Regions from separate parts of the Homo sapiens genome. Here region 2 is linked to region 1. Evidence: chromatin loops called from intact Hi-C (ENCODE). Cell type or tissue: mammary epithelial cell. All regions are shown on one strand. Links, peaks and the distances in the headings refer to the core of each region. The heading gives the core; the rest is flanking DNA.

The links. A loop is a pair of places that touch in the nucleus more often than their neighbours do. Peaks named below come from ENCODE experiments on the same cell type or tissue, not always from the same donor. Only the 100,000 strongest peaks of a DNase experiment are listed, where the experiment ranks them.
Region 2: a loop joins it to region 1, with 1.9 times the contacts of the local background. A loop is called at or near these places in 7 of 110 quality-filtered maps.

The regions. Positions count from the first base shown.
Region 1 is chr22:40,253,292-40,265,234 of GRCh38, forward strand. It overlaps TNRC6B (trinucleotide repeat containing adaptor 6B), which reads left to right. Exons shown (of 23, transcript NM_001162501.2): 4 at 8,541-8,882; 5 at 11,397-11,943. LOC124905121 (a long non-coding RNA gene) reads right to left here. Exons shown (of 2, transcript XR_007068107.1): 2 at 5,751-7,077. Among named protein-coding and RNA genes, the nearest start is that of TNRC6B, 81 kb to the left of the region's middle. In mammary epithelial cell, for the core only: no CTCF peak of the experiment used is centred there; a DNase peak (open chromatin) is centred at 5,430; H3K27ac peaks cover 1,458 bases.
Region 2 is chr22:40,191,206-40,203,148 of GRCh38, forward strand. The region is part of intron 1 of TNRC6B (trinucleotide repeat containing adaptor 6B); the gene reads left to right. Among named protein-coding and RNA genes, the nearest start is that of TNRC6B, 19 kb to the left of the region's middle. RefSeq lists enhancers at 4,077-4,611, 4,612-5,144. In mammary epithelial cell, for the core only: a CTCF peak has its summit at 2,653; a DNase peak (open chromatin) is centred at 5,606; H3K27ac peaks cover 573 bases.

The DNA.
Region 1 (11,943 bases), core at 1,278-9,277:
ATGTTAGCCAGGATGGTCTTGGTGTCCTGACCTCGTGATCCGCCTGCCTCGGCCTCCCAAAGTGCTGGGATTACAGGTGTGAGCCGCTGCACCCAGCCTAGGCATCTTTTCTTATAGAAAAAATTTGGGAGGGGTACCAGACCTATTCTCAAACACACTCTTCTTTCCTCTACCAGTCTTAAAAATCAAACTTTCCTTTCTACTCACCACCAAATTTTTTTTTTTCCAATTGGGGGCTTTCTCATACCTACTATATAATGAAATACAGTTTCACAGTCTCCCTACTCTCCCTACCTCCCACCACTCCAATCAAAAGATAACATAAAATAATCCTAAAGGGAGGTGAGAGGCCATTTCAGTCTCCTAAGGGATTTAATTGTTAGACAGCAAGTAAAAATACCAGTTGTCCCTGGGGTATGTTAAGACTGTAAACAGAGGGAGGGCCTGACCTTTCTATTGTTGGGTCTAGGTTTACAGCCACATCTTCATCTTTATTCCCAGTAAGCCCACCTTGGTACTGTAAATCTCCTTCTTCTTCTCTTACCTCAGCTGACATGTCTGGGGAACGTGTTCCTTTCCCCAAAGATGGTGTCTTCCTCAGGCAATCTGCCCTTCACTCTGAATCTACCCATCTTTCCCCAACAGTTGCTAGAAGCACAAAGAAAAGACTGTTGGTGCCAAGTCTCTGGTTGTGTAGAGGACTGAAGTGAGATTTTTCTGTATTTCAGAGTAGTAGTGTATTCATTATATATTCTTCCTGTATTCTCCACCATTAAAAAAAACTGTGAGAATTCTGTGAGGAATAGGGTAGAGATTTCAAGTGGAGGTTATGTGAAGACATAGGCTAGAGCTGGCTTGCTACCAGGTATCAAATAATAGAAAGCACTTAAGGTAGAAGCTAATATCCTCCTTCGTTGGATTTTAGAGTAGAACTAAAAGAGTTTGATGGATTGATGTAATCGTTCAGATTTAACAGGGATGAAGTTTAGGATTAAGTTTAGGATTAAAAAGCCCAATTGCGTAGACTATGTAATGGAGGAAGTTGGACATAGATATTGAGCCTTGTTAAAAAGATGTTAGGGGCCAGGCACCGTGGCACAGGCGTGTAATCCCAGCTACTTGGGAGGCTGAGACAGGAGGGTTGCTTGAGCCCAGGAGTTCAAGGCTGCAGTGAGCCATAATTATGCCACTGTACTCCAGCCTGGGCAATGGAGCAAGACCTTGTCTCAAAAACAAAACAAAAAAAGATGTTAGAGTGATGGCTGGCTTTAATGAGAGTTTATCAGCATAAGATGATCTTAAACTGCATTAATAGGCCGAGCGCGGTGGCTCACGCCTGTAATGCCAACACTTTGGGAGGCCGAGGTGGGCAGATCACAAGGTCAGGAGATCGAGACCTTCCTGGCTAACACAGTGAAACTCTGTCTCTACTAAAAATACAAAAAATTAGCCAGGCGTGGTGGCATGTGCCTGTAGTCCCAACTACTCAGGAGGCTGAGGCAGGAGAATCGCTTGAACCTGGGAGGCAGAGGTTGCAGTGAGCCAAGATCATGCCATTGCACTCCAGCTGGGACAACAGAGCGAGACTCTGTCTCAAAAAAAACAAAAACAAACAAACCTGCATTAATAGACATACAGTATCCAGGAAGGGATTTACACTTCCTGCACCACACTATGAAAAGGAACAGAGAGCAACCTCCATGGACCTTGTGGAGTTCGGGCCAGATTGGGCAAGGAATTTGTCAACTCAGGAAGGTTTAAACACCTGGGTTCGTTGAGCTCCCAGGGAAGGGCTTCCTGCTTGGGGAACCTCAGGTAACTGTCTTCAAAAATTTGAAGGGCTCTAGTGTCTGACACTTAACAGTTCCTTGGTAATTATCTGTCAGATATTTTGTTCAGTGAAACTTACTCTTCAGATAGCACCAATGGTGAGTCAAAGCCAACAGGGAAAAGCTTCTAGCTCAGTAGAAGTTAAATTTTTTAGGTGTTGTCCTTTGCCACTGGGACACAGCTGAGAGCAGCACCTTCTCCATCAGCATAGCTGGGGTTATGGGCCATCGCAGGACGTTGGCTACCACTCTTTGTTTTGAGCCTATTTCAGAAGGCATAGTACAGTGAGTACAGGGTAACCTTGAGTCTACTCTCATTTATTAATATTGGAGGGGTCCCCTCCATTAAATAATTTATAAACTACTTACAGCACCCCTCACACCTTGTAGAAACACTGTGTGTTCTAACACAGTGGTGGGGAGCCACTTGTTCAGAGGTGGAACTGGCTGCCCCTAAGAGAGTGAATGAACGTGAGGTATTACAAGACATGTGGCTCCAATAAATTGGCATGAAAATAGTCCAAATAGGAGGTAATGAGGACTTGAACCCGATTAGGAGGCCAGGTGTTTAAACCTTCCTGAGTTGACAAATTCCTTGCCCAATCTGGCCCGAACTACACAAGGTCCATGGAGGTTGCTCTCTGTTCCTTTTCACAGTGTGGTGCAGGAAGTGTAAATCCCTTCCTGGATACTGTATGTCTATTAATGCAGGTGTTTGTTTGCTTGTTTGTTTGTTTGTTTGTTTGTTTTGAGACAGAGTCTTGCTCTGTTGCCCCAGCTGGAGTGCAATGGCATGATCTTGGCTCACTGCAACCTCCGCCTCCCAGGTTCAAGCGATTCTCCTGCCTCAGCCTCCTGAGTAGTTGGGACTACAGGCACATGCCACCACGCCTGGCTAATTTTTTGTATTTTTAGTAGAGACGGGGTTTCACTGTGTTAGCCAGGAATTGAGAGAGGCTTTAGTTTAACTTAATATTGATTGGATAATGATATGTGGGTGGGGGAACATTGAGAAGTCTAAGATACCAAGCAGGTTTCTGACTTGAGCAGCTGGTTCGGTGATAAGTTCATTCTTTGAGGGTGAAGAAATGAGATTGGGGCTAGGAAACAAGTTTGAGAGGAAGGGAAAGATGATAAGTGGTAGTTAAAGCCAGAGCATGGAAGAGTTTGTACTCAAGGAACTGAAATGTGGAAAGGGTGCAGACCCTATTGTCACATTGATTTTGTTTTGTTTTGTTTTGTTTTTAAGCCACTACTTATGGCCAAATTCATTTGCCATTCTCCAGTCAAAAGCCAGGATTGCCATTATGGCCGTGGACAAAGTTGGCCTCACTGCCAACTTTTTTGTACTGCCCATGAGCTAAGAATATTTTCTACGTTTTTTAATTTATTGGAGAAAAAATGGGGACAATATTTCAAGACGTGAAAATGACAGGAAATTCATATTTCACTGTCCGTAAATAAAGTTTTATGGGAGCACAGCCACACTCATATGTTTACACATTGTCTATGGTGCTTTGGCCCCACAAGTGCAGAGTTGAGTTGTTGTGATGAAGACCATATGGCCAGTAAACCCTAAAATATTTACTATCTGGCCCTTTACAGAAAGTTTGCTGATCCCCCCTGATCAAGAGTAGGAGAAGCCCACACAGGAAGAGGAAAGGAAGAGCTGAAGCACTAGCTGGAGCACGTCTCACAGAAATGGGAGGGAGGGAATGACGAGTGGTGTCAGAAGCTGCAGAAAAACCAAAGAAGGAAAGGTCCAAGATGGGCTGGTTAGACTGGCAACAAAGATCACTAGTGACTTATGAGGAAAGAAACTTCCAGGGAGATGTTCAAGGCAAAAGCCAGTGTGTGTTGGGTTGAGGAGGGAGTGGAAGGTAAAGAAATAGAGGCAGTGCTGAGAGGTTACTGAAAATTGTTCAGTACACATTGACCGCTCACTGCATGTCATCAGATTTAAAATGTTCAGCCTAGAATATCTTTTCTAGGCCTTGTTTGTATTTTAACTACTACTTTAAAAACATTTCTAGGTCATTCTTTTTTATGTTTGATACCATTGAGATAGTTAAAGGAAATAATAGTTTGTACTAGTTCTGTGCAGCTGCTGTGTTCAGAACCCTGCCTGGTTTGGAAGTTTCTTAAAGAGCACTTTTATCTGAAAAAGTAGCATCTAATTGGAGTTTTCAGAAATAGGGGCAATTGGAAGTTTAAACTGTGAGATACAAGAATGGAATAAGAAAAATGGGATGAGGAAGGGGAGGAGATTCAATTATTAGAGCACGTAAATGGTTCTTAAAAGAAAATGAATGGAGGACGGGCACGGTAGCTCATGCCTTTTATCCCAGCACTTTGGGAGGCTGAGGCAGGTGGATCACCTGAGGTCAGTAGTTCGAGGCCAGCCTGGCCAACATGGTGAAACCCCGTCTCTACTAAAAATACAAAATTAGCCGGGTATGGTGGTGCACACCTGTAATCCCAGCTACTTGAGAGACTGAGGCAGGAGAATCGCTTGATCCTGGGAGGCGGAGGTTGCAGAGAGCCGAGATCACGCCACTGTACTCCAGCCTGGGCAACAAGAGCGAAACTCCGCCTCAAAAAAAAAAGTAAATGAATGGACGGCCAGGTGCGGTGGCTCACGCCTATAATCCCAGCACTTTGGGAGGCTGAGGCGGGCAGATCACCTGAAGTCAGGAGTTCGAGACTAGCCTGGCCAAGATGATGAAACTCCGTCTCTGTTAAACATACAAAAATTAGTGAGGCGTGGTGGTGCACGCCAGCTACTCGGGAGGCTGAGGCAGGAGAATCACTTGAACCTGGAAGGTGGAGGTTGCAGGAAGCTGAGATCCTGCTACTCCACTCTAGCCTGGGCAACAGAGCAAGACTCAGTCTCAAAAAACAAACAAAAAAAGAAGTAAATGAATGGAAATCAGAAAATAGGATACACAGCCTTTTTTTTTTTTTTTTTTTTTTTTTTTTTTACCCCACAATGTTTTTATTTCCCTATAGTACTGAGATCATGTTTAAGCCACAAACCTTTCCTCTGGAAGATAAGAAACTATGCACTTACTTTGAACAGCTCATCTTTAGAAAAACTTGCACAACTTACAAATCCTTAAGATTCAGAAAAGAGACAGCCTGAAAAGTAACATATTCAGACTTTTAATGATAGCTTCTCTTGCCCTTTATCGTCTAACATTCTGGACCATGATGATGGGTGATGCACACTGATTCTGATGTCTTAAGTTTGGACTTTGGGAGTCAATTTGGATCAGACATCCTGCCTGAAAAGCTGTGTTGCTCTCCAATTAGTGCCGGCAATTCTGGTTGGCCTTTAAAAGCTTAACATTCTTGGATTCACAGAAAGGTGTGATTTAAAAAATAGAGTAAGAATTCATTCAGGTGCTGAAACACAGTTTGCTATGACTAAGGTGGTGTCTTGGGCGTTTTCTGACTGTTTCCTGGAGGTTTTGTTTTTTTCTTTTTATACTTTGACCTATTTGTACATGATGTCCTGGAGTTTGAATGACTAATCTCCTGGGCCAGAGCACACTGTATTGGGAGGAAAGTGGTTGAGGTGTGTTCCCATTTTATAATGACTTTATCATTTACAATCCATTCTGTCTCTGATGTGGTGGGAAAGTGCCCTGAGGAACTTTTGCAAGGAATCTTACATGATACGTGATACCTACCAAATTTCTTCAGTTGAAACAGTGCTGTGAATGTTTTAAAGTGAGTCAAACTGGTGTTCAGCCCTCAGTCCTGCAGGTCACTCTGTCATGTCTTGTTGTTTTTCTGGATTGAGTTAAAAGTATGTAGTAGACCTGGGTAACTTATAATGAAGATTCTTGACCTTTATAGCAGGGCAGCCTTACAGAAACATAGCTCTTTCTGTCCTAAAAACCAGTTGGGATGAATTTCTCCAGTCTCTGCCAACTTCTTGTTTATTCTCATAATAAGATAAAAGGGGATTGCGAATGCCCTGTGCTATAGAATCCTCCAGTAACAGATAGAAAATTAATATTAAATAATCTTCATTCATTCATTTACCAGTTATGTATCCATCTGTTGTTATAGGTCATGAATATTAGATAATGACTAATTTTCTTTTCTTTTTTTTTTGAGACAGAGTCTTGCTCTGTGGCCCAGGCTGGAGGGCAGTGGCACGATCTCGGCTCACTGCAACCCCCGCTTCCCAGGTTCAAGCAATTCTCGTCCTCAGCCTCCTGAGTAGCTGGGAATACAGGCGCATGCCACCACGCCCAGCTAATTTTTGTATTTTTAGTAGAGACTAGGTTTCACAATGTCGGCCAGGATGGTCTCGATCTCCTGACCCTGTGATCTACCCACCTCGGCCTCCCAAAGTGCTGGGATTACAGGCGTGAGCCATCGCGCCTGGCCGACTAATTTTATTTTCTTAAGTCACACATTTATTCTGCTCATCAGATTTTGGATCCTCTGACCTCCACTCCCCCTCCCCTTACTGGGAGGCCTGGTGCTGCCTTGTGATTAGCTGAGGTTAGACATGGGGTTACCTGGAAATTGCTGCAGGCACCTGCTCTTTTCTCCTGTCACCCACAGTATGTTAATGTCCAGTAGTGGCATAGATTGGGCCGCCTGATTTCTGATGATGTATCTCTCTCATAAAGGAGCCAGTTCAGCAAGCAACATGCTGGCCCCGCATCATTTTAGCAGTCAAAGCAGTACTACCCCCAGAGTTGGCCCTGACGTTACCCTGGGAGGCAGGGATTTGGGCCTCAGAATCATCCGAACTGTCAGGCTTGATGATTATTTCTGTACGACTTCCAGCCTCTATTTGCCAGGTAGATTTTTATGGAGAGGGTAGTGATCTTCTGGCAGCATGCAGCGAGGGAGGTACAGATCTAAGAGAGCCTTCTCTGTATGTTCGACGGGAAGAGCCAGAGGGTCCGGCAGAGTGCGGTTTCACGGTTGCCCCGACATTCCCACGCTGTGTGCGGGCCATTTTTAAAATTAAGTTTAAAAAAATCAAATGATTTAAAGTAAACAGAAAAAGTATTTACATTTTGAAATTTCTATTTTAAAGAATTGGGAAGAAACACTTTTTTTTTTTTTTAAAGAAAAGCAAAAAGATTTGTAACATTTCTAGTATTTACACAGAGAGCGGTGCAAGTCTTTGAGTCCAGGTAGCTGTAGAAACCAGAACCAAGCTGAGTTTGTGATTTTCTAGGCCTGGAGTTTCTTGTAAGAGTCCACTCTGTGCCATGCCCTAAGGAAGAAAGAAAAGATGAAAGATGGGTCCTTGCCCTCAGGAAGTCATGGCCTGGTGAGGGAGAAGGACTTGTAAATGGAGAATTTCTGTGATAGAGAGAGATGGGACTTGTAGATGGAGAATTTCGGTGGTAGAGATAGATGGATTTTTGAATGGAGAATTTTCATGGTAGAGAGAGATGGATGATGTGTTCCAGGAGCACTTAGGAAGAATGTTTAGCCCATCTAGGCCAGGGGCTTCAATAAAGTTTACTCAGGGGTAGATCTTTTAAGAATGTGGATGAAGGGAAGGGACCCTTGGACTGAGGCTTGAAACCTTTCCCAAGGACTTTGCCATGGACATTTAACTCTTCTAGGCAGCACTTCAGGGAATTAATTCCACTGTTGATTTAGGGGAGTGAATGTTGATTGCTTCCCTCTCCGCCTTAATTAATGGAATGTATTCCATGACCTTGCTGTGTTTAAATTCTTGTCACTGTCAGCCGCCACCTTCATCCTACCTTCAGCAAACTGGAGAGATTGTGGAGAATTTGGAAAAACTGTTTCCCTTGAGAGTAGAGTAAAAGGAGAAGTTACTTTGTTAGAATTGGTACCATGTAAGCTTTCTTACAAATAATCTTAGCCAGGGTCTGGGTGTGGTGGCTCACACCTGTAATCCCAGCACTTTGGGAGGCCGAGGTGGGTAAATAGCTTGAGTTCAGGAGTTCGAGACCAGTCTAGGTAGGCAACATGGCAAAACCCTGTCTCTAGAGGAGGAAAAAAAAATTAGTTGGGCATAGTGGTGTATGCATTGTAGTCCCAGCTACTCAAGAGGCTGAGGTGGGAGGATCACTTGAGCCCTGGAGGTAGAAGTTGCAGCAAGCCAAGATCACTGCACTCCAGCCCGAGTTATACAGCAAGACCTCATCTCAAAAAAATAAAAAATAGGCTGGGTGCAGTGGCTCATGCCTGTAATCTCAACACTTTGGGAGGCCAAGGCAGGCGGATCATGAGGTCAGGAGTTCAAGACCAGCCTGGTCAACATAGTGAAAACCTGTCTGTACTAAAAATACAAAAAATTAGCTGGTTTTGGTGGTGGGCGCCTGTAATCCGAGCTACTTGGGAGGCTGAGGCAGGAGAATTGCTTGAACCTGGGAGGCGGAGGTTGCAGTGAGCGGAGATTGCACCACTGCACTCCAGCCTGGGCGACACTCACACTGGGTGACAGTGTGAGACTCCGTCTCAAAAATAAATAAATAAATAAATAAATAATAATCTTGGCCAGGCACAGTGGCTCACTCTTGTAATTCTAGCACTTTGGAAAGCCAAGGTGGGAGAGTCCCTTGAGCCCGAGTTCAAGACCAGCATGGGCAACATGGCAAGACCCCATCTCTAAATAAAATAATAAAATTATTTTTAAAATTTTTAGAAAAAATGTATTTGATGTATTTCAAAGACTGTTTCCCAACCCCTCTCTTTTAGTGCCCGAAGTGACGAAACCAAGTTTAAGCCAACCAACGGCCGCCAGCCCAATTGGCAGCTCTCCATCGCCACCAGTCAATGGTGGCAACAATGCCAAAAGGGTGGCAGTGCCGAACGGACAACCGCCAAGCGCCGCCCGCTACATGCCTCGGGAGGTGCCGCCGCGATTCCGTTGCCAGCAGGACCACAAAGTGTTACTAAAACGTGGGCAGCCCCCTCCACCGTCCTGCATGCTCCTTGGGGGTGGGGCAGGGCCTCCTCCCTGCACAGCACCTGGAGCAAACCCAAACAACGCACAAGTGACAGGAGCGCTGCTGCAGAGTGAGAGTGGGACTGCGCCAGGTAAGGCACCCTGTGAATCGAATGCATGGCAGCTTGACAGAGAGAGAGCACTTTGTTTGCATTGCTTGATGTAAAGTCCAGGAAAGCCATTCATTATATAAACCACTGGGATTAGTCAAAAGATGAGAGAGGATCCTAGTATGCGATGTGTATTGGTGATTCTTGGAACTGAGGTTTAGTGTTCCGTAAGTGTGTGCTCTTGGCATAAGGGCTAACTTAACTGCTGTTGCTTATTATTTTGGGGGCCTTTTTTCCTTCTCAGACTAGAGTGTTACAAATTTGAGCCTCCATAGTTCCACCGTCATATGTGTTCAGGGCATAATTGGACATGGGGCTTGTGCGAAGGCGAATCTTTAGATGCCTGTGTTATGTTTCCAGAATGCTAGGAGGATAGAGAAAATGATTTGCTACATTGCAATATAGAATCTTCGGAGGATTCTAAAATAATACTATAGTTTTTAAATTAGATTTTTAAACTCAGTATTTCTTTTTGTGGGCCCTGGATTTTGAGCTTTGTTAAAAACTGTATGTAGAAATAAGGGATATTTAGCTGAAAGGTTCTACTAGAAGTTTTGAGAGTTTTTGGCCGGGCACGGTGGCTCACGCCTGTAATCCCAGCACTTTGGGAGGCCGAGGCGGGTGGATCACCAGGTCAGGAGATCGAGACCACCCTGGCTAACATGGTGAAACCCTGTCTCTACTAAAAATATAAAAAAATTAGCCAGGCATGGTGGCGGGCTCCTGTAGTCCCAGCTACTCGGGAGGCTGAGGCAGGAGAATGGCGTCAACCCAGGAGGCGGAGCTTGCAGTGAGCCGAGGTCGCGCCATTGCACTCCAGCCTGGGTGACAGAGCCAGACTCCGTCTTAAAAAAAAAAAAAAAAAAGTTGTGAGAGTTTTTAATAGATGAATACTAAGTCAACTAACAGCTAAGAAATTCTAAATATCTTTTAAAGTTTATTAACAGATTTCAACTTAAAATGTCTTTTGGGGTGATATTAAAATTCAGAGCTTGAATACCATTAGGCATTGGCAAAGATAATGAATTGATGGTTGTCACCAGTAGGATGCTTTATTTGAGTTCTGAGTTTAAACAAATAATTGCCTAGAAAATTTGGTCACCATCTTGCTGTGTGCAGAGTAAGGATGGAAAGAAACCTCGTGGTGACACAGACTTCCTGCAGAGATAAGCCCTACCCATGGCCTTTCCTTCCTGGCTCTCCAAACCAGCTGCAAAAGGAAGCATGTGAAGGGGCAGGCCCTGTCAGGCGGAGTTTCTGCAGCCGAGTGTAGCCAGGCCTAGGTGGAGACTGGGGTCCAGTGTGAGTCAGAGTCCACATTATTAAAACGGAGGAGGCCCCTAAATCTCGAGTTTCGGTTTCTATGCTTTTTATTTTTCTATGCCTCCGTATAATACTTTTTGAAACTTCAAATTGATTAAAAGCTGCCTGGTTAAAGAAGCCAAAATAAATTTAGAAGAAATGATCTCATTAAAAACATGTTTTTCCCACCAAATATGGTAAATTCCACCAAAATATATGGTGAGCCAGACTCATTTAACAGATTAAGTTCCTTGGGGTTGTGAACTCTGCCTAATTCATACTCATGTGACACCCCTGCCACCCTGGGCACCTAGCTCAGTGGCTCAGTGGGTATTCATCATTCAGCAGATGCTTACTCCGCAGCATTGTGCTGGCTGCTGTGTGGAATTCTAACGTTAGCAAGTTAGGGTCTCTGCCTAAAAGACGCTAACATGGGGAAGGAAAGTTGTGAACATGGTGCCACAGCACTGAGCAAAATGGCTCTAGACAGGGAAAGATTATTTTCAGGTGATGAGCTTGAAAACAGCTTCGCAGATGAAATGACACTTGAATTGGGCCCAGAAGGATGAGTAAATTTCACTGTGTGAATTCAGCAGGAAAACACAGTAGGTGCCAACGTGAAATGGTGCCAGAGTGAGAAGGCACAAGTTGTGGAATGTCAAGTAGTATCGAATATTGACATCTACATAGGAGGTAGTAGAAGATAAGACTAGAAAAGTTGGTTGGTCCCAGGTCATGGAACATCTTGATGACATTCGAGGCCAAGGAGTTCAGCTTTATTCTTGTGCACTAAGGAACTGTTGAAGGTTCTCCATACAGCAGTGATATAATCAAAAGTGTGCTTTAGAAAGATTGCTCCAGCCAGGGGTGTTTAGAGTAGGTTGAAGATACAGAGCAAGTTTAGAGTGCCATTGCTATTGCCTTGTCCCAAGATACAAGAAGGCCCTTCTCTGTCAATAGGAATGGCAAAGGACGTAGCTTTGAGAGAGATGAAGTTAGACTTAACCGGTGTAACACAAGGCAAATGAAAAAAAAGAGATGACTAAGACAGTTGTGATACAAGCAACTGGGTTGAGAGAAACTGGCATGTGATCAGCTCTCCTAAGGGCAGAGCTCAAAGGAGAGCCCCTTTGAGGGATTAATGGGTAATGAATGCATTTGAAGCTGTGATTAATAAGATGATCTGTTCCCCAGACTCAACCCTTGGAGGTGCTGCTGCTTCAAATTATGCAAATTCCACTTGGGGCTCGGGAGCCTCCTCCAACAACGGCACCTCCCCCAACCCAATTCACATCTGGGACAAGGTGATTGTAGACGGGTCTGACATGGAAGAGTGGCCTTGTATTGCCAGCAAAGACACTGAATCTTCTTCCGAAAACACCACCGATAACAACAGTGCCTCGAACCCTGGCTCTGAGAAGAGCACTCTGCCAGGAAGCACCACTAGTAACAAAGGAAAAGGGAGCCAGTGCCAGTCTGCAAGTTCTGGGAACGAATGTAATCTTGGGGTCTGGAAATCTGACCCTAAGGCTAAATCTGTTCAATCTTCCAACTCTACTACAGAGAACAACAATGGACTAGGAAATTGGAGGAATGTGAGTGGTCAGGATAGAATTGGACCTGGCTCTGGCTTCAGCAACTTTAACCCAAATAGCAACCCATCTGCCTGGCCAGCACTGGTCCAAGAAGGAACTTCTAGGAAAGGGGCATTGGAAACAGATAATAGTAATTCCAGTGCACA
Region 2 (11,943 bases), core at 2,261-10,260, 61 kb before region 1:
CAGTGTTGAGCAGCTGTGCCATCTTGTGTGCCCCAGTTTTCTCATTGGTAAAGGGATAGTAATAGTACCCACCTTGAAGAGTGATCGTGAAGATTCAGTGAGAACTTGTTTCAGGTGTTTAACATGTTGCTTGGGTCAGTGTTAGCTACTGTTTTCATTATTGTTATTACTGGAATTGGATGTTTCCCAGGTCTCTTCCCTGCTCTGTTTCAGGCAGAAGAAATAGAATAAACAAGGACAAAGAGTTAGGGAGTGAGTGGGAGAGTGGGAAATGGTGAGATATTAGTGGAGCACAAGGGTTAACTCTTTGGAGGAGAGCAGAAGGGTAGCTTGGAGTTGTAGTTTGATTGGTTTTGTATTCTAAGAAATTTGTTTTATTTTTATTTTTTTAAACAAGACAGGTTCTCACTCTGTCATCCAGGCTGGAGTGCAATAGTGTGATCATAGCTCACTGTGACCTTGAACTCCTGGGCTCAAGTGATCCTCCTGCCTCAGCCTCCTGAGTAGCTAAGACTGCAAATGTGTGCCATCATGGCCAGCTTATTTATTTATTTAATTATTTAGAGACAGAGTCTCATTCTGTTGCCCAGGCTGGAGTGCAGTGGCACGATCTCAGCTCACTGCAACCTCCACCTCCTGGGTTCAAGCAATTCTTTTGCCTCAGCCTCCCCAGTAGCTGGGATTACAGGCATGCACCACCATGCCCAGCTAATTTTTGTATTTTTAGTAGAGACGGGGTTTCGCCATGTTGGCCAGGCTGGTCTCAAACTCCTGACCTCAAGTGATCCACCTGCCTTACAGACGTGAGCCACCGCGCCCAGCCTATTTTTATTTTTTAGAGATAGGATCTTGCTTTTTTGCCTAGCCTGCTCCCGAACTCCTGACCTCAAGTGATTTTCCCACCTTGCCCTCCCAAAGTGCTGAGATAAGATCCAGCTGTGATTATAGGTGTGAGCAACTATGCCTGGCCCAGAAATTTGGATTTTATCCCGTAGAAAGCAGTTTTAAAAACTAAACTTGCCTCCACTGATTTTCATGTTAAGGATCCGGTGGAAGGGACAGGCAGTCAAAGCAAGAGGGACAAGTGGAGAACATAAATTAAGGTAGTGACCATAAAGATGGAAAGACCAGGCTGGGTGTGGTGGTTCATGCCTGTAATCCCAGCACTTTGGGAGGCTAAGGCGGGTGGATCACCTGAGGTCGGGAGTTGGAGACAGCCTAGCCAACGTGGTGAAACCCCGTCTCTACTAAAAATACAAAAATTAGCCAAGCATGGTAGTGCACACCTGTAGTCCCAGCTACTTTGGAGTCTGAGGCATGAGAATTGCTTGAATCCAGGAGACGGAGGCTGCAGTGAGCCGAGATCGAGCCACTGCATTCCTGCATAGGCAACTGAGCGAGACTCTGCCTCAAAAAAAAAAAGTAAAGACCAGATTTTCGAGCTCCTTCCGAAGTGGGATGAGTCCATCAGCTATGGTGAGAAAGAGGGAGGGATCCTAGATCAGCCCCAGGCTGGGGGAAGGGATGATGCCACAAATTGGGGTAGGCGGTCAGTGGGTAGAGCAGGGGTTTGGGCTATGTGGTGGGATGAACAGCAGGGGTAGAAGGCAATGTGTTTGGCTTTGGACATGTTTAGATTTGCCAGACATTTAATATAACTTGGCAGGCAGAAATAAGGGTCTGGAGCTCAAGGCAGAAGCTTGGAAGCCATTTACTTACATGCAGAGGTGGTCCTTTAGGCCATGGGAGTGACAGTGCTCCCTTAGGAGTTGCTCAGAGGAGCAGGGTGAGAACAGGAAAAAGGATGGTGCAAGAGAAACCCGAAAAGGAAGGATTTTAGGGCCGGCGCCCCAGCGGTCAGCTTGGGAAGCCCTGAATGAGGGCAGTTAGATTTGGCCTTGAGGAGCACTGGCATCCATCAGGCTGCAGTGAGTCCCAGCAGCCGAGCGCATTGTTCATCCTGCTTCTTGTTGTCGCGTGGCAAAGTCTCCTCAAGGGTTTTTGGGTCTCTCCCTGGCAATACATTGAGCAGTTCTCCAGGAGGAACTCACAGTGTTCATCAGCGTCACCCCAGGACTTGCACAGCTTCTGACAGAGGGTGCTCAGTGACCATTTGTTGAATGAATAAGTGAATCAAAGATGACTTGAAACAACTCAGCAAATAATTAGGAGTGCCTCATATGCTCCAGGAGCTATGCTGGTCTCTGGGGATAAAGCAGTGAGCAAAAATAGATTGAAAAATGCTGCCCTGGTTGGGCTTCCCTTCTGAAGCACAAATAGGAAGGAGCTAGCAGAGAGGTAAGCATTGAAGGCGTGAGGATGAGCTCTACCTCCATCATCTGTGGACTGCAGCCTGGCACTCCGTAGGCACTTCATAAAGTTAGTTGACTTGTACCTGGAAGAGAGGATGTCCTGGGGAGAAAAATCTCCCCGCAGAGAAGAGACCTGAGGCATGGGGAGAGATTTGCTGCCTAGAAGACAGGTTAGCCTCAGAGAAGGAAAAGTAAATATGGAAATGGAGGGAAGGGTGTTTGAGGGAGTTCTCCTGGGAAGCATTCACTGTTTCTGTAAAGTAGGAATAGGAGGTGAAGTCTGAGTGGGAAAAAGAACTTGAAGTAAGATAAAACATGTGGAACAGCGCCACCCACCCTCCAAAAAAAAAAGAAAGACTGCAAAGAGAACCGGCTGCCAGCCCTAAGAGCTTCACTGAGAGAGGAGATGCGTTATATGTAATTGCAGTGATCTGTGGCTGTGCAGGGGTTTTTTTTCCCCAGCAAGGGAAGGTGAAGAACACAGTTAGTTGGGGTTGGGGTTTGTCTGAGGTTGCGTGAGGATAGGCTTAGAAAGGTAGTGTGGGATAACCAGGGGGCAAGGTCTTTGGAGAATGCTGGTGAATATGCATGACAGTGCGTGTTAGGTTGAGAATAAAAGAACCAGGGGCAGGCAAATGGTCTGAAGAAAAGGAAAAGAAGAAGGAGTCTGGGTTGGAGGAGGTGGGAATTTACATCTTGGAAGGGCTTAAGATAGCACTTCCTGGGGTAAACCCCGGGCAGAGCATTCCTGTGTGCTTTACCTGTGCTAACTCATTTCATCTTCATGAAGACCCTGTGAGCTGGTGCGGAGAGACTGTGTTGCCCGAGGCTACACAGGTAGGAAGTGACCCCGATGGCCTCGGCTGCTGAGCTTCTGTGCTTGGGCATTATGGTATTCTGCCCTAGGAAGAAACCAGACAAAATACTTCTCCCAGGCCAGGTAGCATTGCAGTAGCTTCCTGAAGTTGCTGGGCCAGCTTTCCTTCCAGAAGAAATATTTGGCGTGGTGTGGAAGGGGGCTGTGAACTGTCTCCTCCCTTTTAGAAGAAATATCTGTATTTCAGGTAGCAGTGTCCTTGATACAGAACTCTTAGTTTTCCCCACCTGCTTTGCACATGCTTGAATGTCCTTTAATAGGAAACAAAGATGCCTAACATCTCACAATTGGGAAAGGCTTTAAATGCAATCAGCCTGTGAATTCTCTGAGCTGTAGCAGCTTCTGTGTTTACTTGTCCTCCCCCCACCAATAGAGAAGAAAAGCCAGAGTGGCTGGTCCCTCCACCAGCTTGGGGAAGGGGAGGGGGAGACTTTTAGGCACTGTGGTCCCTAAAAGGAGGCGAACTGGTGTTTCCTGCTACAGAACACTGGTGCATCTGCAGTGGTTTGGGGAGGACGTCTGAGTCCTGTGATGTATCACTCAGGGTCTAGGCCCTTTGTAAACCCAGGGGAGACCTGCTTTAAATTTTGCTGGGAGCCCTCCTTTAAATTTTGCTTGGAGGCCTTTTGGAAGCGCAGAGGCTTTGCAAATGACACATGCAGACAGCTTTATCCTTCTGTGTGAAGAAGAATTATTTGCAGAGACAACAATGTATGTTCATGGTACCTTTTTTGTTTGCATTTTTTAAATGTCTGGCTTTGCTCTTGAGGCAATTTGGAAGGATTGCCACTATATTTTCTTGGATGTAAACAAATTATAATGGTTTTAAAAGAAACAACACACCAAAACCACATCATCTTACATGCCAAGGAAGTTTAGATATTTCAGATATTGAAAATATAGAGCAAATAGATCATCTGGCATTATTTACTGATAATTCTTAGATTAATTCCTGATCCCAGTGTTTTCTTTTGAGGCCACGTGTTTGAAATGTCTAACCTGCTGGGACCTTTCCAGCTCTGCTTGATTCACTATTAGGGACTAGCTTTTTTGCCTTTGTCGTCTTCTCTTTTTTTTAATTTATTAGAGACAGGGCTTTGCTCTGTCACCCAGGCTGGAGTGCAATGGCACGATCTTAGCTCACTACAGCCTCAAACTGGAGCCAAACAATACTCCTGGGTTAGCCTCCCAAGTAGTTAGGACTACAGGTGCACACCACCACACCTGGCTAAATTTTTCTGTAGAGACGGGGCCTTGATATGTTGCCCAGGCTGGTCTCAAACTGCTGACCTCAGGCAATCCTCCTGCCTTTGCCTCCCAAGGTGCTGGGATTATAGGCATGAGCCACCATCCTCAGCTTTATTTTGTTTTGTTTTGTTTTGTTTTGTTTTTTGAGACGGAGTCTCGCTCTGTCGCCCAGGCTGGAGTGCAGTGGCGCAATATCAGCTCACTGCAAGCTCCACCTCCCAGGTTCACACCATTCTCCTGCCTCAGCCTCCCCAGCAGCTGGGACTACAGGCGCCCGCCACCACGCCCAGCTAATTTTTTTTGTTTGTTTGTATTTTTAGTAGACGGGGTTTCACCGTGTTAGCCAGTATGGTCTCAATCTCCTGACCTCGTGATCCGTCTGCCTCAGCCTCCCAAAGTCCTGGGATTACAGGTGTGAGCCACCGCGTCCAGCCTTTTTTTTTTTTCTTTTTAATACACTGCTAGGTTGGCCCATAGTGCATCATATTGTTAACACCTTTGATTTTAAAAATTGCTTACCTCTAATGGATTTTTTTCTTTTTTTGAGACAGGGTCTCAGTCTGTTGGAGTGCAATGTCACAATCTCAGCCTCAACCTACCGGGCTCAAGCAGTCCTTCCATCTCAGCTACCAGAGTAGCTGGGGCTACAGGCTCCACCACCATGCCTGGCTAATTTTTTTGTAGAGGTGGGGCTTTCTAATGGATTTTTAATAATGTGATCTTCTTCTATCACATGTTAAATCCTAATAGTTACTGGTACTTAATAGATCTAGAGGTAAAAACCAGATAACCCACCACTGAATAAATGAGTGCCTCAGTGGTCCAGGACCCTAAAACTGGGCCTCGTTGGAGTCTCTAGGACTTGTTGGCACCTTTATTTGGAAGTCAGGGTAGAAAAAACAGCTTATTTGTTCATTTCTTTCTCCTAGAATATTTCTATTCTCCTGAGGCAGGGATGAGTTGGTTGCTCATTTTTAGATTATGGAACTCTTGCTGATGTTTTTTTCTGGAACTCTTGCTGATGTTTTTTTCTGGTTTCCCTTTGTTTGGGTCGGGGCAGTGATAGGGCAGATGTGGTTCAGGCTCGCAGTTATGACCTGTACTCTGCAGTAGCTTCTCTCTGAGGTTCTGTGTAACCAAATTTTAAAACATTGCTCTGAGTCATGCTGAGTTTTTCCATAAGGCTCTGGTCGGGGGGAAGGGACATGAACTGATTCATTAAGTGCCTATTATGCTGCACACACTTCCATTACCTCATTTAGTCCTCCCAACAACCTGATGTGGAGGATGGTTTTATCTTCATAAGAAAAAAGGAGTGCTGACAGCTCAGTGACCAGGCTGCAGCCATGTACACATGAGGAGGTGGAGGAACTGGGTGCTGTAACTCCACCAAAATTTTCTTCTCTTCCCAAGCTGCCTTAAACACAGTGCAGAGTGATTTGCTAATTGATTGGTTGAATCCCTGTATTATAAAGTGGAGTGTCTTAAAATATGGATGCAGATGACGGGAACAGCTTGCTGGCTTTATGGTGTCCTCAGCACTGCATTCATGATAAACAACAGGAGAATGAGACTGTGCTGATCGTGTGCAGAATAGGAGGTCTTTGGGAGCATCCCTGGCTGGCTGCTGAAAGGTGTTTTTCTTGTTTTTTTTTGAGACAGAGTCTCACACTGTTGCCCCTCGCTGGAGCGCAGCACATGGCTTGATCTCAGCTCACTGCAACCTCCACCTCCCGGGTTCAAGCGATTCTCCTGCTTTTCAGCCTCCCAAGTAGCTGGGATTACAGGTGCCTGCTACCACACCCAGGCTGATTTTTTGTATTTTTAGTAGAGACGGGGTTTCACTATGTTGGCCAGGCTGTTCTCAAACTCCTGACCTCATGATCTACCCCCCTCGGCCTCCCAAAGTGCTGAGATTACAAGCATGAGCCACCGCACCCAGCCGAAAGGCGTTTTTCTTTTTCTTTTTTTTTTTTTTTGAGACAAGTCTTGTTCTGTTGCCCAGGTTGGAGTGCAGTGGTGCGATTCATAGTTCAGTGCAGCCTCGACCTTCTGGGCTCAAGCTGAGATCCTCCTGTCTCAGCCACGCAAGTAATTGGGACTACAGGCATGAGCCACCGTGCCTGGCTAATTAAAAAAAACTTCTTTTAACAGAGACAGGGTCTCCCTGTGCTGCTCAGGCTGGTCTTGAACTCCTGGGCTCAAGTGATTCTCCCACCTCAGCCTCCCAAAGCGCTGGGATTACAAACATGAGCCACCATGCCTGGCCCATTTTTTCTTTTTAAGCAACATGACAGATTAACTAAAAAAGAAAAATCACTGAATGGTTAAAAAGTTTACTTCAGGTGATTAATTGAAAAACCAATTGATTAATAAAGACATTTTTAAAGGATCTAAACTGTATTGAGTTTAAGTTGTAATTCTTAAAGCATAATCAGAAGGCTTATCAAAGCTATAACGAAGAAAATAGAAGTCATTTGTAATTAGACAATAATTAAAGGCAAGTACATGCCCAGTGATTTTAAAGTGCTTGAAAACAATTAGTTTTCTTAAGTAGGTTAAATATCTGGGTTACAAGCTTGTTTACACTATTAATTTACTTAGCAAACCTGTTCTTCATAGATGATGCAAAGTTGAATTTTAGTTTGGCCGTCTGAATTATTACAAGTTCTAACTTAACAGATATTCTTTAAAAAATACATTTTTACATTAATTCTTTTTAATTTTAAAAGCATTCTTCTTTTCTCTCTCTTTTCCTTCCTGAACAGTTCAGTCCTAGAGGCTATTAAGTGGGCTCAGCAAGGTGTTGGCCTGGCCAGGGGTATCAGAGCCTGAGTAGGATGAGGAGGGAGGGTCTGGTGTGCTGTGTCAGAGCCCAGGAGAGGTGAGAAGGGCATCCATTGCTTCTGGGATGCCCTTCCTGTATTGATTGGTTGAATATAGGAGGATTGATGAAATAAGTATGTTCAGGATAATGGCCCCCAGCAGCTCTCACTGTTGAAGAACATTACAGATATTGGAAAGGAGACAGCTAGAATTAACCCTGTGATGCTAGATCGGAATCAGAAGTATTGGTGTGAATGCCTGGATTTTAATAAGGACCGATAAAAATAGCAATAAAATCTTTGCAAAAGGCATGCATGCATGTGTATTTATATGCATATGTGTGTGCACATACATACGCACATCTGTTTCCTAGTTCTGTTGGTAGTAGAGGGGGAGGGTGCCTGGGAACAGCAGTATTCCAATAGCAGTGAGTGTATCAGGTTTCTAGATCTTGGCTTCTATATCCCATTTTCCACTAAAAGGAACCCCAGCTGCTTGGAGAAATGGCTGATTATAGGATTGGAGCAGGAATGTTTAACATGAGCCTGGAACATCTTGGGTTAGAAAGCAAAGAAGTCTTCAAAGAGTGATGAAAACATGCCAAAAGGACCCAGAGTCAGTTTGAAGCGGTTCCCACTGGCCAAATCTGAGTTTATTTCAAAATTTAAGAAGTGATAGTCATGGATTAGAACCTGCTGAGTAAAAAAGAAAACTAAGAGTTCTCACACAGCTTCACCTACTTTGTAAGAAAACCTATGTACGGACTTATCAGTAAATTCAGCATTTGAAGAATGGGTTCTCTAAATTTCAAAGTACTTCTTCAAAAATACTTAATGATTACAAAGGAGAAAAAGAGCAACTTTCCAATGGAGAGGCCTGGCAGATGCCACCTTAACCAGGTAATCCCAGCAGTGGAACAAATTGAAATCATGCCACCTGCTAGGATGCAAAGAGAACACACCATTCCCTCTGCAGTGTTCCTGCCAAGGCACATGACCTCAATCTAATTATGAGGAAATGATAGGCAAACCTGGTTGGAGTGACATTCTACAAAATAACTGGCCTGTAATCCTCAAAAATTTCAGGGTCATGAAAGTCAAAGCAAGACCAAAGAATGATTCTAAACCGAAGGAGACTAAAGAGACATGTCAACTAAATGCAATATGTGATTCTGACCTCGATCTTTTTACTATAAAGGCTATTGCTGGGACAGGTGACGAAGCTTACATGGGGCTTGAGGATTTAATGATAGAAATGTATCAGCGTTAATGTTCTGATTTTGATGGTTGTATTATGGTTATGTAGGACTGTGGTTTGGTTTTTGTTGTTGTTGTTTTTCTTTTGAGACAGAGTCTGGCTCTGTCGCCCAGGCTGGAGTGCTGCAGTGGCACGATCTCAGCTCACTGCAACCTCCGCCTTCTGGGTTCAAACGATTCTCATGATGCCTCATCCTCCCTACTAGCTGGGATTAAGGCATGTGCCACCATACCCGACTAATTTTTGTATTTTTAATAGAGATTGGGTTTCACCATGTTGGCCAGGCTGGTCTTGAACTCCTGACTTCAAGTGATCCGCCCGACTCGGCCTCTCAAAGTGCTGGGTTTACAGGTGTGAGCCACAGTCCCTGGCCTAGTGATTTGGTTTTGTTTTTTGGGAAAACACATACTAAAGTATTCAGGGTGACAGGGCCTCAAGTTGACAACTTCCCCTCAATGGTTCTGGGGAGAGACAGTTCTTGGTACTATTCTTGCAAATTTACATAAGTTTGAGATTGTTTCAAAATTTTAAAATAATTTAAAAAGTAATATTCTTTTTTTTTTTTTTTTTTTTTTTTGAGACAAGAGCTTCACTCTTGTTGCTCAAGCTGAAGTACAGTGGCATGATCTCGGCTCACTACAACCTCTGCCTGCCGGGTTCAAGCGTTTCTCCTGCCTCAGCCTCCCGAGTAGCTGGGATTACAGGCGTGCACCCCCACGCCCAGCTAATTTTTTGTATTTTTAGTAGAGACGGGGTGTCATCATGTTAGCCAGGCTGGTCTCTAACTCCTGACCTCAGGTGATCTGCCCGCCTCGGCCTCCCAAAGTGCTGGGATTACAGGCGTGAGCCACCGCGCCCGGCTAAAAAGTAATATTCTTGCCTAAAATTTAAATCATGAGAAGTACATAAAATTAAATGTTCCCTATTTCTTATTTTAGCCTCCCCTTTTAAGCATTTTATTTATGTATGTATGAATGTATATGTAATATATGTTGTAGGTCATATTGAGTATTTATGATATGCTAGGCACAGGCACACTGTATTCCTGGGAATTACAATGGTCATCAGTCAAAACCCCTGCCACTAGAGCTGCATGGCCTTGTGTTATTTGGAGAAGCCATCATTTCTTTAAGTTCCCTCTCATGAGAGGCAGTGGAATGTGATGGTGGTGGGAGCTCAAGCTCTATATTCGTATCCCAGCCCTGCCAGCAACTGTGCTGAAATCTTACTCAACTTCACTGTGCCTCCGCCTCCTTATCTGCAGGCTGGAGATGTGTCTCATCCCCATTTAACAGAGCTGTTGTGAGCATCACACGTGGTGATACACGTAGGGTGCTATACTTGTGGGTGGCACATGGCAAGCACCTGGTAAATGGTAGCTCCCACTGAGGGACGTTTAGGTTATCATTCGTACTTTTATAAATCTAAAAATTGCCTTGTATACATTTTTGCACACTTACACTTTAGAATCTTTAAAAAAAATTTGGCTACCTTTCTGTTGTGAAGTTTTGCTTTTAGTGGCTTTGTTAGAGTGCTGTGAAAAACTAGATGGAGAATAGGGAACATGTCTCTGAAAGTCTGTGCCATATAGGGCTGGAACTTGAGCAGTATGAGATAAATACTGGCTTATTTTCAGATTTTTCTCTGCTCAAGGGTTGGCCTACTAAAGTTGTTTTTATGTGGTGTTTGGTGCATTTTCTTTTTCTTTTTCTTTTTTGTTTTTTTTTTGAGACAGGGTCTCACTCTGTCACCCAGGCTGTAGTGCAGTGGCATGATCATGGCTCACTGCAGCCTCGACCTCCTGGACTCAAGTGATCTTCCCACTTCAGCCTCCTGAGTAGCTGGGACTACAGGCGTACTCTACTACACCTGGCTAATTTTTTATTTTTTGAAGAGACAGGGTCTCGCTGTGTTGCCCAGGCTGGTGGGACTCAAGCGATCCTCCCACCTCGGCCTCTTGAGTAGCTGGGATTAGAGTTGTGAGCCACCACACCCAGCCTCCATTTTCAAATACAGGTTGAGAATCCCGAATCTGAAAATCCAAAATGCTCTACAACCCAAAATGCTCCAAAATCTGAAACTTTTTGAGCACCAGCACGATACTGAGAGTGCTCATTGGAGTATTTCGGATTTCAGATTTTCAGATTCAGGATGCTCAACCAGTAAATTTCATGCAACTATTTCAGAATCCGAAAAAGTTTGAAACACTTCTGTTCCCAGACATTTCAATAAGGAATACTCAATTTGTAATACCATTTTAGAATAGTTAGGCGAGCTTTGCTCAGGTTTGAAAGGGTCACGTAATGTTAATCACTAGGAAATACTTTTGTCTCAAGTAGTGTAAGCCAAGAAAATACTGTCTTGAGAACTTTGCCTGATGAGCTTTGAATGTCAGAGAAAGGAATAATATTAATTCCTACTTCTAGTTGAGTTAAAGTCATTTAATTTGATGTTTTGTTTCTGTATACCCTGCTTGAAAAACCAGAATAGGCTTTTAAAACCTCTAAATGTGTATGTGTTGTTGTTGTTTTTTTGTTTTTTTTTTTTTTGCCTTTGGCAGACCTGTTTTGCAAATGACCAACTTTCTATATGAGTTTTTAACAAGAATGTTGCCACTTGTTACTTTTCACATTTGAAAGAATCAAATAACTTATTTTTAGGGTATTATAATTACAAATAGATTGTGGTTTTCTGCAGTCAGTGGAGGAATGTAAATAAACCATTGCTGCTGTAACTATATATAAACGCATGTAGGACAGGAGATGTGCTTGAAAACTGTGAAGCAAAAAGGAGTCCATCTTTCAGAAAGAGACAACCCTTTTCTTTAAGATAAATCCGATTTATGTGTTGTCTTAAGATAACGAATGACTTGTTTCTCAGTTTTGAAATACATAGCCCACAGTGTTGGATCAACACCTTCATAGCTTCACGAAGACCAAAATATTTCCTCTGTGTCCCTGGCCACAGGGATCCCTAGTCCTTGAAGGTGTATCAGAGGAGTCCATGTGTCGAGTGCCTGCTGGAAGAGGGCCAGGAGTAGACTGCGTGGAGGGGATAACTGCAGGTGGAAGGAGCTCTGCTCTTGACCGTTTACCTCAGAGTCTGCACTACTGGGTATCTCCAAAGTTACAGCTTGTCAGCATTGCTTCCATCCGTCTTATTTCCACACATTTTGTCTTTTCTTGCTAGCCCTTTCCTTCTCGCCCAGGTTTTCACTAATGTTTGATCTAACACACTGAATTTAGTGAGGAGGACTTCAGGCCATTGTCTTAGACTATGATAAGGCCAAGTTCTGTGTTGAATGGGCTTCAGCCTTGCAGGTTGCATTAGCTCAGTAGCAGGTTTCAAAAAATGCTGGCCACTGATCATCAGCCTGTCTTGTTGAGTATAGTAGAGAGAAGTAGTTATTGGTGATCACATGTT